Linked DNA regions of Homo sapiens: all the other regions are linked to region 1. A link is a contact called in ENCODE Hi-C or POLR2A ChIA-PET data. All regions are on one chromosome and are shown on one strand. Each heading gives the region's core, a stretch centred on a gene start or an enhancer-like site at or near the end of the contact. The rest is flanking DNA. Distances are from core to core; before and after follow the strand shown. Region 1 overlaps DIAPH2 (diaphanous related formin 2). Region 2 has its middle 52 kb from the start of DIAPH2-AS1. Region 3 holds the start of DIAPH2-AS1 (DIAPH2 antisense RNA 1).

The links. A loop is a pair of places that touch in the nucleus more often than their neighbours do. ChIA-PET counts read pairs that join two places held with the same protein, here RNA polymerase II (POLR2A). Pooled maps may share reads with other maps.
Region 2: a map with no recorded cell type shows a loop between it and region 1 (10-fold over the local background). The contact joins two enhancer-like sites. A Hi-C loop is called at or near these places in 3 of 37 single-sample maps with no recorded cell type and 3 of 50 pooled maps.
Region 3: a map of naive thymus-derived CD4-positive, alpha-beta T cell shows a loop between it and region 1 (2.8-fold over the local background). The contact joins the promoter of DIAPH2-AS1 here to the enhancer-like site in region 1. A Hi-C loop is called at or near these places in 1 of 168 maps with a recorded cell type or tissue (naive thymus-derived CD4-positive, alpha-beta T cell), 14 of 37 single-sample maps with no recorded cell type and 12 of 50 pooled maps. POLR2A ChIA-PET finds 5 or more read pairs at or near these places in 1 of 52 experiments (activated CD4-positive, alpha-beta memory T cell).

What each region holds. Positions count from the first base shown.
Region 1 is chrX:97,397,300-97,401,956 of GRCh38, forward strand. The region is part of intron 25 of DIAPH2 (diaphanous related formin 2); the gene reads left to right. Among named protein-coding and RNA genes, the nearest start is that of DIAPH2-AS1, 160 kb to the right of the region's middle. RefSeq lists an enhancer at 1,142-1,231. Within about 2 kb of position 2,277, at least 3 of the 41 ENCODE cell types and tissues checked have a DNase peak (open chromatin) inside an H3K27ac peak, as active enhancers do.
Region 2 is chrX:97,614,628-97,619,284 of GRCh38, forward strand. No RefSeq gene overlaps it. Among named protein-coding and RNA genes, the nearest start is that of DIAPH2-AS1, 52 kb to the left of the region's middle. RefSeq lists an enhancer at 1,982-3,181 and a silencer at 2,641-2,690. Within about 2 kb of position 2,689, at least 3 of the 41 ENCODE cell types and tissues checked have a DNase peak (open chromatin) inside an H3K27ac peak, as active enhancers do.
Region 3 is chrX:97,562,126-97,566,782 of GRCh38, forward strand. It overlaps DIAPH2-AS1 (DIAPH2 antisense RNA 1), which reads right to left and starts at 2,410. Exons shown (of 3, transcript NR_125391.1): 1 at 2,255-2,410. All of the region lies in intron 26 of DIAPH2 (diaphanous related formin 2), which reads left to right. RefSeq lists an enhancer at 1,432-1,721.

The DNA.
Region 1 (4,657 bases), core at 1,027-3,526:
TGGATGGCATAATACTTTTATTTGTTTGAACCAGCACTGGAATCTACTTTAAATGTACTTTAAAAAAAAAAATTCTTTTTGTCAGACTAGATATTTCAGAGCTCCTGTATTTGATTTAGCCTTTTCTATTTGCTGAGCCCTGGAGAAAGTTGCGTAGGAATTATTTGGGGCATCATTAAATAGGATGGATGCATATAGGTCTAGGAAGACTCAGGCATAGCCCTGCTGAGGATTGGACAGGGTCCAGGAGGTTCCTTTTACATCCGTGTGGTTCTGTGGTATAAGATAACCACATTCTCAGAGTATGCTGGTTTAGGCTGTGTTGTAATCTGTAAATCATAGTGTCTTGTTTTGTTTGTCTCTTTAGTCCCATATTTTTATAATGTAATCCCTACCCCAATTTTTTAGCTAATAATTTTACGCAGTTGAGTGTTTGAAGTTGAAGAAGTTTTCCAAATTTCCTGTTGATCTCACCAATATCTACACATTCTTGGTTGAGTCACTACCTTGTCTGATTTTCTAGAACAGTATTTCTGTGAAAGGAAAATGTGTTCCCTCTAGTCCTCTTTTGTCAAAAACCCTTTGCACTTGCTTTCTTTTGCCAATTGAACCTTTTTTGAAATGCATCAGTAGGGAGAGCTTGCCTAGCCTTTGCTAGACAGGAGTAGCTGTAGGTGCATTTAAACAATCCAACTTGAAAAGGGGATTTCTCTCTTTCTATTTGAAAACAATTGAAAATGAAAAGTGTATGTCTCAGGACAGAGTGCTTAACCGACCTCATTCTACTGAACTTCAGCATGGTATATGAAACTACCTCCCCTGTGTCTTCCCCAGTGTTTTAAAAAGATGCTTAACTTGTTTGAGGCAACTGGTTCTGAGTCAGAGCTCTCTATCCAGCATCACCAGAATCCATTATGTTGTTAGGTCTTGTTATACCGTTCTTTGCATCTCTTTTTTCTTCACTCAAATAGTCAATACAGCTTTGTTCTAAGGGCTATCTGATCATGTTTTGAGGGGAAATCGAGATTGAGCTATAGAGATGAACTATGGTTACATTAACCTTTAAATGTAACCACATTCCTTCCCCCACAGTACATTCACATGCAGCCTGTACTTTTAAGTAATCCTGTAAGCTCCTGTGGCTAAAGCATGTTGAAAGTATCTATTTTCAACTGAGTAACCCTGACAGTAGATGAAACCTCCAAAAGATACCTCCCTCCTCAAGGGTGGAAGTGGGGGTAGGGGCAATGGTTGGCAGTGCAGTTTTCAGCCTATTCTCCCTCATCCTCTCTCTTTTTTTAAGACCCTAGAGGAGCAAGGTAAACATCTTTATAAGGAAATGTATGAGTTAGCTCTTTTAAAACCACAGATAAGTATAATCTTAGGAAAAGAGATCATGTGCCCTAGACTTTAGTAGTTAACATTTCTTCTGAAGGATGTGATTTTTTTTTTTTTTTTTTGTGATGGAGTCTTGCTCTGTCTCCCAGGCTGGAGTGCAATGGTGCGACCTCAGCTCACTGCAACCTCCGCCTCCCGGGTTCAAGCAATTCCAATTCTCTGCCTCAGCCTCCTGAGTAGCTGGGATTACAGGCACCCACCACCACGCCTGGCTAATTTTTGTATTTTTAGTAGAGACGGGGTTTCACCATCTTGGCCAGGCTGGTCTTGAACTGCTGACCACATGATCCACCTGCCTCGGCCTCCCAAAGTCTGGTATTATAGGCGTGAGCCATTGCACCCGGCCGGATGTGATTTTTTTTAAAGACAAAGTAACTAAAGACTAATTGATGCTGACATACCAAAGTAAAACCAGAAGTCTGTATTGAGGAGCCATCTCAAAAATTTACTTTAAGACAGTATGTCTTAAAGAAAAAAATGTATTATTTAAATGGAAAGTAGGACCATATGCCAGGTTTTGTTTGTTTTGTTTGTTGTCATATTTTTGTTGTTGTTTGAGATGGGACATAAGAGACTAGTTGCTTGTCTCACAGATATGGTAGGGAAAGGAAACCTTTTGGTGGAAGTTAGCCATCTCTTCAATCTCTGATATTCAAGGAGTACCCAGTTTTGGTTCACCAAATGTAAGTCCTTTGTTATAAGCATCCTCTTTTATGTTGGTTTGTTTGGCCTGTAGACAGTTTCTGAAACTAATTTCTTATTTGCATGTAATGCTTTCATATAATATTCATCTGTAAAACCATTTGGATTTTTCGAGTTGATACATTTTTATCATTCTGCTGCACCTCTCTCCCCTCCTTCTTTGGGCTTGTTGCACTGTCATGCTCCTCCTGATGCATTGCTTCCTGGTGGGTGACATCATGATTTGTGAGCAACCCGATATATAAATAAGGTGGTGAGAACTGCCTCAGCAATTCAGTTTCTATTTGAAAGGCATTAAGCAGCCTCTTTCTGTTTTCTTACATTTTTCTCTACTTTGTGTTTTCACAGTTTTATTAGGCACTGTAGAAGGACCTGTTTTTCTCTTTCATTACATTTCTGAAAATCATTAGGTTGATTCAAAATCTTTTGGAAATGTAATGCCCCCTTATGCTATAATATACCTCTCATACTGTATACATTTTGGTCACACCCAGATGTGGAGTTTAGCAATAACTAACAACTACTAATTTTTAGGAGCATCCTAGGAATACAGATGCTTTCAGCAGTATGTTTTTATTTTCACTGATATTAAAGGAGTATTTATCTTAGAAGAGTGGTAGGAAAGCACACATGAATTTGGACCTTAATCCTTGACTATGTAGACATTGAATATTCATAGGTGTTTTGTGTGCTATGGTAGGTGTGGAAATATATGTGAGATCAATATCACTTCACCTCAATATCTTCAAAAGTGAATATGGATATGGTTTTGTTAGCTGAACTCATTAGCAAAGATGCCTTTTAAAAATAGCAAAGGTTACAGTATATATAATGTATGTGTGAATATCCACATATTATTAGATAGATTCCAACATGAGTATTTGTATGTGTTTCTGTTAACAATATAATTTACTATCACAGCTTATTTTTCAAAATTCCATTGAAGTATAAAGCTGGTTAGAAAGATATACGGCATCTTTTTCTTTTTTTCAGCTCTCCTAAGGTATAATTGACAAATAAATTGTACATATTGACAGTGTACTATGTGATGTTTTGACATATGTATACATTGTGAAATGATTAAATCAATCTAATTAACATATTCATCACCTCATATACTTTTTTGGTGGTGAGAACATTTTAGATCTACTCTCTGAGCAATTTTTTAGGGTACAATACAGTATTATTAACTATAACCACCATGCTGTACAATCAGTCTCCAGAACTTATTCATCCTGTCTAACTGGAACTTTGTACTCTTTAACCAACATCTGCCCATCTCTTCCCCCAGCTGTTGGCAACCACCACTCTTTCTGCTTTTATGAGATTGACTTTTTTAGATTGCACATCTAAGTGAGATCATGCAGTATTTGTTTTTGTGTAAACAAGCATACAGTATTGATGTCAAGGTCTTGTATTACCCACCTTAGAACAAGACAGTAGGATCATTATTTTTATTCAGTTAATGTTCATTTATACTTACCCACATATTATTCATTTTTTTTTTTTTTTTTAGACAAGGGAGTCTCACTGTGTTGCTCAGGCTGGCCACGAACTCCTGGGCTCAAGTGATCCTCCTGCGTCAGCCTCCCCACTAGCTAGGATTACAGGAGTATACCATGGCCCTAGCTCCACATTTTACTCTTCATTCTTTTTTAGCATTTCAGAGCATCCATCTGGAATTAACTCTTTTTGCCTGAAATACTCTTTCCTTTGGGCAATGATAGCAAAGTATTTGGGCAGAGCTTCTTCAGGAACTTTCTGAGTCAAGTCAGACCCAAGCCTTGTCCCACCCCTCCCCCAAGGCATGGGACCTTTGCCCTTCTTGTTAACCTCCTATGATCTTTCATTCCTATTGTCCCATCTCACTAACAGTGTTCCTCGTGTGTTCTGACTCATCACTTTAGCTGATTCTCTCTCATCCCTTAGTTTACCTGGTTTCATTTTCTGATTTAGGGCCTTGCATAGTCTGATTGATTAGTCTCAGTTTCAAGTCATAACCTCCTTGCTTTCTCGAGGTTCATCCAGCCCCACTCCCCTCACCCCACCCCTTGTTAATTAGCAGGCCAATGTACTACCATCTTTCAGCCTGAGTTTCTTCTGAAAGAACACTGCTGTTCTCTGTTGATACTGTAGCATCTTGGCAGGTGCCTCAGGAACCCTGCTACTGTGGGTTTAGTACTTCAGATTCTTGCCATGCTGCAGCTTCAGCATAACCTGGGAACTGGTTAGAAATGCAAAGTTTCTGGCTTCACTCTAAACCCACTGAATAAGAAACTGGGTGGGGGTAAGGGGACAGCAATCCATTTTCTAACAACCTCCCTAGGTGATTCTGATGTACACTAAAGTTTAAGAACCCTAGAGCCCAATGACTCATCTTATTTCACAAGTGTGGCAACTGAGTTACTCCAGGTCCATAAAGCCAGTTTAGTGCTAAACAGTAGAGCCAGGAGTAGCCTACTTCAGCCCACCACCTTGTCTACTAGGCTTCTCTATGTTACTTGTGCTGAACATTGTTTTTAGTTAAATATTAGAACTGAGTCATGACATTGCTGTA
Region 2 (4,657 bases), core at 1,439-3,938, 220 kb after region 1:
CTCTGTCACCCAGGCTGGAGTGCAGTGGCGCCAGCCCAGCTCACTGCAACCTCCGCCTCCTCGGTTCAAGCAATTCTCCTTGCCTCAGCCTCCCGAGTAGCTAGAATTACAGGTATGCGCCACCACGCCCGGCTAATTTTTTTGTATTTTTAGTAGAGACAGGGTTTTGCTATGTTGACCAGGCTGGTCTCAAACTCCTGACACCTTCACAGTCAGGCCCAACTTTCCTTTCTAGACTAATCTTTACTCCCCAGAAACACACTCTTTGTTTTAAACAAGTCTCCTCACTGGAACTTTCCCACAGTTGGTATGTATGGACCTATCTACTTCTCTCTCTGTGTGTATATTTTATTCTAATGTCTTCCCAACTAGACTATAATCCCCTGAAAGAGAGGCAATGTCTAATGCCTTTATTCATCCCAGGACAGTACCTACAACTCCGTGATTCTCATTGCATGCTTGATGGGCTCGTAAATATCTTTCTCTAGGATTTCTTCCCTCCTTTCCTTTCCCTTGGGCCTGGCCTGCCCCAGGCTGGATGATAATTACCCCGATTGTACATTTCCTTTTGGCAGAGACAGAATACAGTTTGTTTCTCTAGTTCATTTTTATTTTTAAATCATTCTTTCCTCATTCAAATGATTCTCCAGCCAGAGAAGTTATAGGCAGAGGCAGTGACAAAGGTCAAAGCACATAATAAGTGTACTTTCTGAGAGGGAGTTTTTTTTCCCCATTTTAACATTTTTGTCTTGAATTTCAATTACTTAAATCCAAAATCACTGCCTTTTCCTATGTCTCAAATAATGGAAGCTGCTTTGAGATTCACATCAAAAGCCAACATGGCACTATAATGGCTCTCCAGCGCTTGAATAAAGCCCAGTAGTACTTATAACAGTATCAGCTCAAAAATGGGAAGCGTTACAATAGCTACCACTTAATGAGCACTATGTGGATGATACTATTCGAAAGCTTTACACCCTTCATTTTATTTAATCCCCACAATCATCCTGAGATAAACTCTATTATTCATATTTTACAGATGACTCAACTAAGGCTCAGGGAGGTAAGGTAGCATGATCAAAGTGTCTATCAGAAAGTGATAGAGATGGAACTTGAACCCAGGCAATATGGCTCCAGAACACATACTCCAACCCCTAGGCATATTTTCTCCCTTAGCTTGTGAGAGCCAATGCCTTTCCGGTGTATATTGCTTGAAATCTATTATATTTGAACCCCTCAGGAGCACAGGTGTCATCAGCCTCGTCTCTGCGTCCCTATTGTTTCCTCTTCCCTTCACTTGGTTCAAAAAGAACTGTTCTGCTTTTCCACTAAGCCTCTTCACCATTTGACTGCTACTATCTGGGGAAGCCTCTCTATCTGCACTCTGTATCTAGAGTGTTCCTTGCTGCTCGAAATATACTCCACGGTCCAGCAGCATCAGCATCACCAGGGAACTTGTTAGAAATGAAGCATCTCAGGTATCACCCCAGACTACTGAATCAGAATCTGCATTTTAACAGACTCTCAGGTGATTCGTGTGCACATTGAAGCTCGAGAGCAGCGCTCTCCATCTTTTGCAGTACTTACTCCCTTAGTAATTCCTTGCTGGAGTGTTCCGTACACAGAAGTCTAAAATCTATGGCTTGAAAGGGAGGGAATCATTTAAGCTGTTCCCTGTTCTCTGGCCTTTAGGAGCTCCAAAATCAGTCAGAGACCATGCTAAGAGTAGATCTTGCTGTCATTAGACTAACAAATATGTGGACGAAATGAAAAGACAGCCACGTTAGCCATGATTTCCTTTCCATATTTCATTCATGCTCTCCCTGTATCTCACACTGCCACAACACAGATGCTTTCTTTTATATCATGGGAACATTTTTAATTAAAGCATTGGAACCTTTGAGAATAGACAATCCTTTAAAAGTTAAGTTTATCTGTATTTACAAGCCTCCATTTATTTGGCAGTGACAATAGGAAAAAAAAACTGCTGCTAAAGGCATATAGAGGAATGATTAAGCTAATTTACAATAATTGCTTTAATCTTGACATATTGAATTGTAGTGTCTAACTCTTTGAGTTCTCTCGGTCTGAGGTAAAGGAAAAATATAACACTGTGTTCGATATTGTACCTCTGAAGCACAATGGAAATTTTGCCCTACAGTGCCAGCCTGTCACCCATGGTGTCCATGTGATAGAAGGGGAGAGATCACCCGCAATGTCTAATTGCCACTGTACTCACTCCTGTGCTTTAAGATAGAAAGCCCATGTTCAGAAGCAAAGCCATTAGCAGCTATTAATTGCTTAGCTCTAATAAATTGTCCAGACCAGGACTTAATTAGGGAAGACATTTAGGAACAGGACACAGGACAAGAGGACATAAAGGAGAGCCAGGAATGAGATGAAACCTGAGCAGCCAGGAAGGCCAGGAAGGGGCCCAGGATGGAGAGAGGGTAGTTGAGATATCCGGATGTCAACTTTACTTACTTTCTGATCGCGTTTCAAGACAGTCCGGCTGGTTGCTTCTTCTAAAGACTCCTATAGTTTTGCATCTATACCTCTCCAGGAAGCACCTGGAGTAGGAAGAGCCGTGGTATCTAAGGTGATATGAATGGTTTCTTTTTGCTCTTGGCAGCTCTGCTCACCCCTGCCTCCCCTGAAGCTGTCTACTTCTCTGCTTGATGGGACTGGCTGGGTCAGGCCTGGTTTTGCTTTCTGACTGACTCAGGTCTGAGTCACTGATCAAGAGGAGGAAGTCCTAATCATGGGTGCAGCCCTTTCAAGTAAGAAACATGGAATTTCATCAAAAGGGACTGTGAGCTCTCCGAGACATTTGGCTGACAGTTATTGTCCCATTATTTCACTTTTAGAGAAACTACATTCTTCATCTTTGGCCCTTCGTGAACTCTGCTCCACCAGTGATTTCAATCTCAAAGTTTCCTGAAGGGCTTTGGCCAGATGTGACCAACAGCTCATCATGAGCTGATATCTGGTATACGGCCTCAAACAATAGGAAGAAGATGATCATTGTATTCATGCAACATTTATATAGGTGTCTCTCTCCAGATTCTGGCAAGAAATTGCAAAAAAATGAACTATTGCTTTTGAATTGGAAACAAAGTACTTGGCTGCTAAAAATGTGGCACTGCAGCCCACTTACAACAGTTGAGGGCATTACAACAGTTGGACTCTCTTGGTGTCATTCCTTTAAAGAAAAGCATTATCAGCAAGAAGCAAATATGGGTCATTCTTATTAATATTTCCATACTCTAACTTCCTTCTGAGGGGCTTGGTGCATTCTAACTCAATTATCTCACTTATCTTTGAGGGCTTTTGATTATCTTGGGTGGGGTTGTGGGACAGGGAGGGTCGACACACAAGCACATATCCTTTAAGAGCTCACAGATGCTTTTACATCTAGCAACTTGTTTGAGCCTCGTAAGTCTATGAGGTCTACAGAGATGATCATACCTTATTTGTGAAAGAACCATGTTTGAAAGCCAGGGCTTCCAGCACTACATCCCAAATACCCCGAGAGCTGTGGCTCTCAGCACCACTGTTGCTGTAGACAGCATTCACTGTTCTTTAACTTCCAAGGATGTCAGGGTAGCCGTGCGCTTGCAAAGAGGGGGCACCAGGGCTTTTTTCTTCCCCTGCTTCATTTGCTCTTTATTTCTTACACTCTGACTCCTTATTGAAGGTTTGTGGCCCTAAATGCAGTTTCTTTAGCTGTCTCTTTCCCTCCAACCCCAGGTAGTATTTTAGCCTGGATAGTTCCCATAGGTATTTCTTTATACCTAAATTCAAAAGTGTTTCTTGACTTCCTTAAACCTATGCCCTTTTATGATCAACATCTTGCATGTCCTACCATTTCTCCCCCTCCCCTGACCCTTGCAAAGACACTGGAATGGACATTCATCCCCAGTGGAGAGTTCAGGCTCCTGGTTTCCATAGCCTTCATCTTATCCCTACCAGCAGCCACATTTTTACGAATCTTTATTTCCTGTTTTAAGAAAGCAATATGCCTATTTTTTCTCTGCGATATAAGGTAGCATAATATTGATAGGATCTTTCAAACTATTTCTCTCTGGCCCTGGTTCTGAAACATATAGCCCCTTGAGAAACATGGCTCTATTATTACCTATCAAGTTTTATTATATTTAAAACTGTTTCCACATCTGTTCCCCTAAACCGTGACCTCCTTGAGGATGGGGATATAATCTGGTTAATCTTTGTATCTGCAAATGCCAAGCAGAGTGCCAGGTACATAAATTGTTGAACGAACGAACGAATGAATGAATGAATGAATAAATAGTGCCAGAAGAAGACAATGCTACTCCATCATTTCCCCCATGTCTTGCTCTGTTTTTAGCCAAAGTACAAACTGGAAGTGTCTAAGATATTTTAACACCCAACTATGAATAGTGTCAATGAAAATGACAATAGTTCCCTTCTCTGTTCCCCCATTCTGTCTATTTTCCCATAGAATCTTTACTGCTCAGGTTCTATATGCTTCTGCTTGACTAATTATACACTTCTTTCTTTCTTCTTGAATGTTTAAACTGACAGTAATTGCCCAGAACTGAATGCATGACCTCTAAGAATCTAATACTACTAAAAAGGGACTGGTTTCACATTCTAATCTGGCTGTCATAATCAT
Region 3 (4,657 bases), core at 1,160-3,659, 160 kb after region 1:
CTTACAAGAAATGTGTGAACATAGTAAGGTAGGGTTACTCTCCTCATTTTGCAGGTGAGGAGACTGAGAATTAGAAAGGACATGTGATGGCCGGGCGCGGTGGCTCATGCCTGTAATCCCAGCACTTTGGTAGGCGGAGGCAGGCGGATCACCTGAGGTCAGGAGTTCAAGACCAGCCTGGCCAATATGGTGAAACCCCATCTCTACTAAAAATACAAAAAAAAAAAAAAATTAGCTGGGCATGGTGGCGTGCGCCTGTAGTCCCAGCTACTCGGGAGGCTGAGGCAGAAGAATCACTTGAACCTGGGAGGCGGAGGTTGCAGTGAACCGAGATCGCGCCACTGCATTCCAGCTGAGTCAAGATCCCGCCACTGCACTCCAGCCTGGGTGACAGAGCAAGACTCCCTCTCAAAAAAAAAATTAAGAAAGGCCATGTGACTTACTCCTAATTTCCTGGCTTGCATGAGGCTGAGCCAGAATTTGAGCCTAAAGCTTCTCTGAGTCCAAATTTGGTGTTCTCTCCACTATATCGTGCTGCTTCTACTTATGGGATTGGGAAATATTCGGGAATTTTAATTGACAAAAGTGAACTGTGTTCAGGACAGAACTTAAAACTAAGGTAGATATTAAGGGAACACCCTATAGTTCAATGGGTGTTTTTCTAGGCTATAGATGAGGAGAATGCCAAGGTTATTACCTACTCCAACACCACCACTTTGTGGTACAAATTAACAAAGATACCCCCCAAATCTATGTATGGTTGGCTTGCACAAATTAACTTTGTATTTGGCAAAAATAAAAAGCCCTCAGGATAATATTTCCCTTATGTAGTAAAATAGCTATAATAGAATTTCACAATCTTTGTTATTTTCTGTTGAAATGTCCACAGGAAAATTAGAATTCTGCTAATTGATTTTTTTTCTGTATTTATAATAAGCCCTCATACAATTGAAGCATATCTGAGAAAACTAGAAATCTATTTTATTTATCTTGTAATCTGAAAAGGGAGTGTTATAAAAATTAATAAGGTTTCCTAGAGTAGGAAATAAAAATTTTAAAAATGAAGTAATGATAAACATTAGGCTCTTTAAATATATACGAGGCATATAGAATTACAAATCAACCTGGAGAGACCAATTGGAGGGAATGATGACAATGAAAGTAGATGCATTTTAGGATGTTTGGCAGATTAATCCTTCAGTTTTATCCCTTCAGAGGTATGAGAGGTCAGTAGCATGTCTAAATGTAGGCTTATGTTATTTACTTTTCATCATCACTGTGAGGAAGGGTGAATTTTTTAATAAAAAGAAAAAAACTATCATAGCATGGAGCTTGCTTTTTTTAATTGGCAGATAATTTTACACTTAATATTTCTCTCTCAGCTCCATACGTTATCAGTTTAATTACTCTGAGGCCTCAATAAAAAAATTAAGGAAACTAAAGTAGGAGAGTTTGCAGTTTACACTCAGCTGTTCTGAGTTCACTGAAAGTGAAATGCCAAGCTGCCAGGGATCTACTGCATGAAGCTCTCGTGAGGCTCCTGAGTGGGCCGAGAAGTGGCAGATGAGCTTCGTGTGGATACGGTAAAGCATTTAGTGAAAAATGAAAGTGAAAGAAGCTAGGCTGCATTCACAGGCTGGCAGGCTTTGCCTTCTCAGTTTCAAACTTGAAAAAGGGATCTAGGAGTGACTGGTAACCATTCTGTGAAAAAAAAAAAATTAGCTCAGGAAGGTGTTGTAATCACAATGGTCCACACTCTGCAGATCAGTCTCAGGAAAGAGATTGGCATCCTAACAGAAGACATTCTACTTCCTTAGTACAAGATTAGGGTCCTCCAGACAGGATGAATTATTGCAAGTAATTCTGATTGCTGCTTCTGTTTAAAAACAGGCTGCTGCATCAGGCTAGAGAAGGCCCTTTGTAATGAAGTAAAAATGGGTGAAAATTCCCTGTTATGAAAGACCAAAACAATTAGTGCTCTTCTCTTGGAAAATATAATAGTTGAGTGAGAAGCTTCAAAGAGCTGCCTGGCCCTTCCACTCCTTTTGCCATGTGAGGACACAATGTTCATCCATTCTACAGTGTAAGGATGCAGAGGCTATGCTCAGTGTTTTTGAAATCAAGAAATCATAAACATTTGGATAGGATAAATGCAAACCTATTTACCAAACCCAAGCATGTTGAAACCTTAATCTGTTCAGGCTGCTCTACCTGAGACTGGGTAATTTGTAAACGACAGAAATTTATTGCTTACATTTCTAGAGGCTGGGAAGTCCAGGATCAAGGTGCTGTCAGATTTAATGTCTGATGAGTGTTTGCTCTCTGCTTCCAAGATGACACTTCTTGCTGTATCCTCACATTGTGAAATGGACAAACGCTGTGTTCTCGCATAGCAGAAGGAGTAGAAGGGCCAGGGAGCTCTCTAAGGCCTCTTTTGTAAGGGCATTAATCCCATTCATGAGGATAGAACCCTTATGACTTAATCACTTCTCCAAAGGTCCCACCTCTTAATACAGCTACAGTAAGAATTAAGTTTCAACATAAATTTTAGAGGACTACAAACACTCAAACCATAGTAAAGGGTATCTTTGAAGCATTGCAGAAACAAATGGGGAAAGGGAAGTACCATACATGACTCACAGAACAACTTATCCTGGAAGTTCTAAAGAAATAGCATGTTTAAAAAGTGAAGTGATTCAGGTCAACTCATGCACTATAGATACATGGTTGCTTTGTAAGAGAAACCAAGGAGGAAAAGCCATCCTTTCTACAAAGCATCCCTTGGTGACTCCCACCAAAAATAGAATCACAAGGCTAAATTGATCATGAATTTGGTATTCTTCATGGCTTTAGTTTTAAAAATATTTTTAAAGTATTAAAAGGATTAGTATTGAAGATAGTAATACTGGTAATGGTTTGCAAAGCTTCTTGTTCTTGTCCTACTTTGGACTCCACCTGCATTTACACAAAGTACCTTCCTGTCAAAGTCATGGACCTAGAAATCCAGGCTTAGTGCTTGTGGATGCCATCTGGTATGGGGGTCAGCTTACGGACTTTGAAACTCCACAGATGTCCACCACTTATTAACTACATGATCTTATGCAAGCTTTTTAATTTCTTGGAGGCTTACTCTTCTCATTTGTAAAATGGTTTTATAATACCTATCATACGGGATCCTTTTAAGAATGATTGACGCAATATATGCAAGTCACTTAACACAGTGCATGGTATCCACTAAATGCTAAGTAAACAGCAGCTCTTACTATTGTTGTGAGCTAAGTGAGCTATTTATACAACCCTGGATTCAAAAAGTTGTAATAAATATGGTGGATAAGGTGAGCCCACATTTTCCTAATAAAACTTTAAAAAAGTTTTATGACCATTTTGAGTGTAGCTGGACTTTTAGAAATGTAGACGAAACAGTGAAATGTGTAGTTATGAAATTTAATTTGTTTAGTTATACAGATATATTCAAATTGTAGATGATGCAGAATAATCTCTTCAGGTATGATACTTTGCTTTTCCTCCCCACTATCTCATTTTGTAAAACAATTCTATTGAAACTTCACGCGTATCTCTGACATTGGTGTTTCTAGAAGCACTGGAGCTAATTTTTGTGTCATCTAACAGTTTTCCAGAGCATATTACATTCATGTCCACCTAAGTTTTTAGAGATACAACACTTTAATCTGTGTATCAGAGTATCAATGTCAGGCTTTTTCCGCAAGCCACAAATACTCATTTGCATACCACTAGGTCCATTGGCTTTTCCATTCATCTTGCATGTGTATATTGGTGATCTTCGTTAGGTATTTACTGCAGGGAAATCTTAAGTAATCTTTCAAAGGCTTGTTTACAATGATCTCCAACACTTAGTACTATGACGTCACACCCTGTAAACAATTAATAGGTCTGTGTTAAATTTCATTATCTTAACTGCCTTCCCCAATTTTGTACGTTTACATCATAAGCATCTAAAACCCATATTAAGTTGTTCCAGACTAATGCGTGTTTTCCAGAGAGTACATTATTAAGAATAATTTGGAAAATGTCCCTTGGAATTAAGCACTTGAATGTAAGACATCTTCCTCTTTTTTTCTGCGAGATAACTTGTAGGGAGCAACGGGAAGGTATGCTTTATATTTGTGAGGATAGGAATAGAGATTTTCTTGAAATATTTATCCAATTATATGACTTTAAAATCATGCAAGTTTCTTATTTTTATTCATCGTATATATGTATTAAATGCCAGGATGATCCAAACACATAGAAGGTGAAGTTCCTGCCATTATAGGAATTTTTGGACCTTAGAGAATATCCAATTCCAGAACAATGCATGGAATACTTTGTGGAAAGCATTTGCAGAGAGAAAGCTGTGAGTTGCAGCCCTTGTCCTCAACAACTGACAGCAAATTTGTCAACAAATTTAATTATGTTTATATCAGGCAGAATGTGTTTGAAGGGCCTGCACACGTTTCACATAGGGAAAAGAAAGAGGTGAAGAGAGAAATGTTACATGTAAAAAATTTTACATAGTAAATCATCACATGGAAAAACACATTTTTCACTGGCAAGTAAAGAAATACAACAACAAAGTAACAGGTAGCGACATATATGTATTGTGATGGCTAAGCACTAAGTGAGGTGTTGGAGAAGC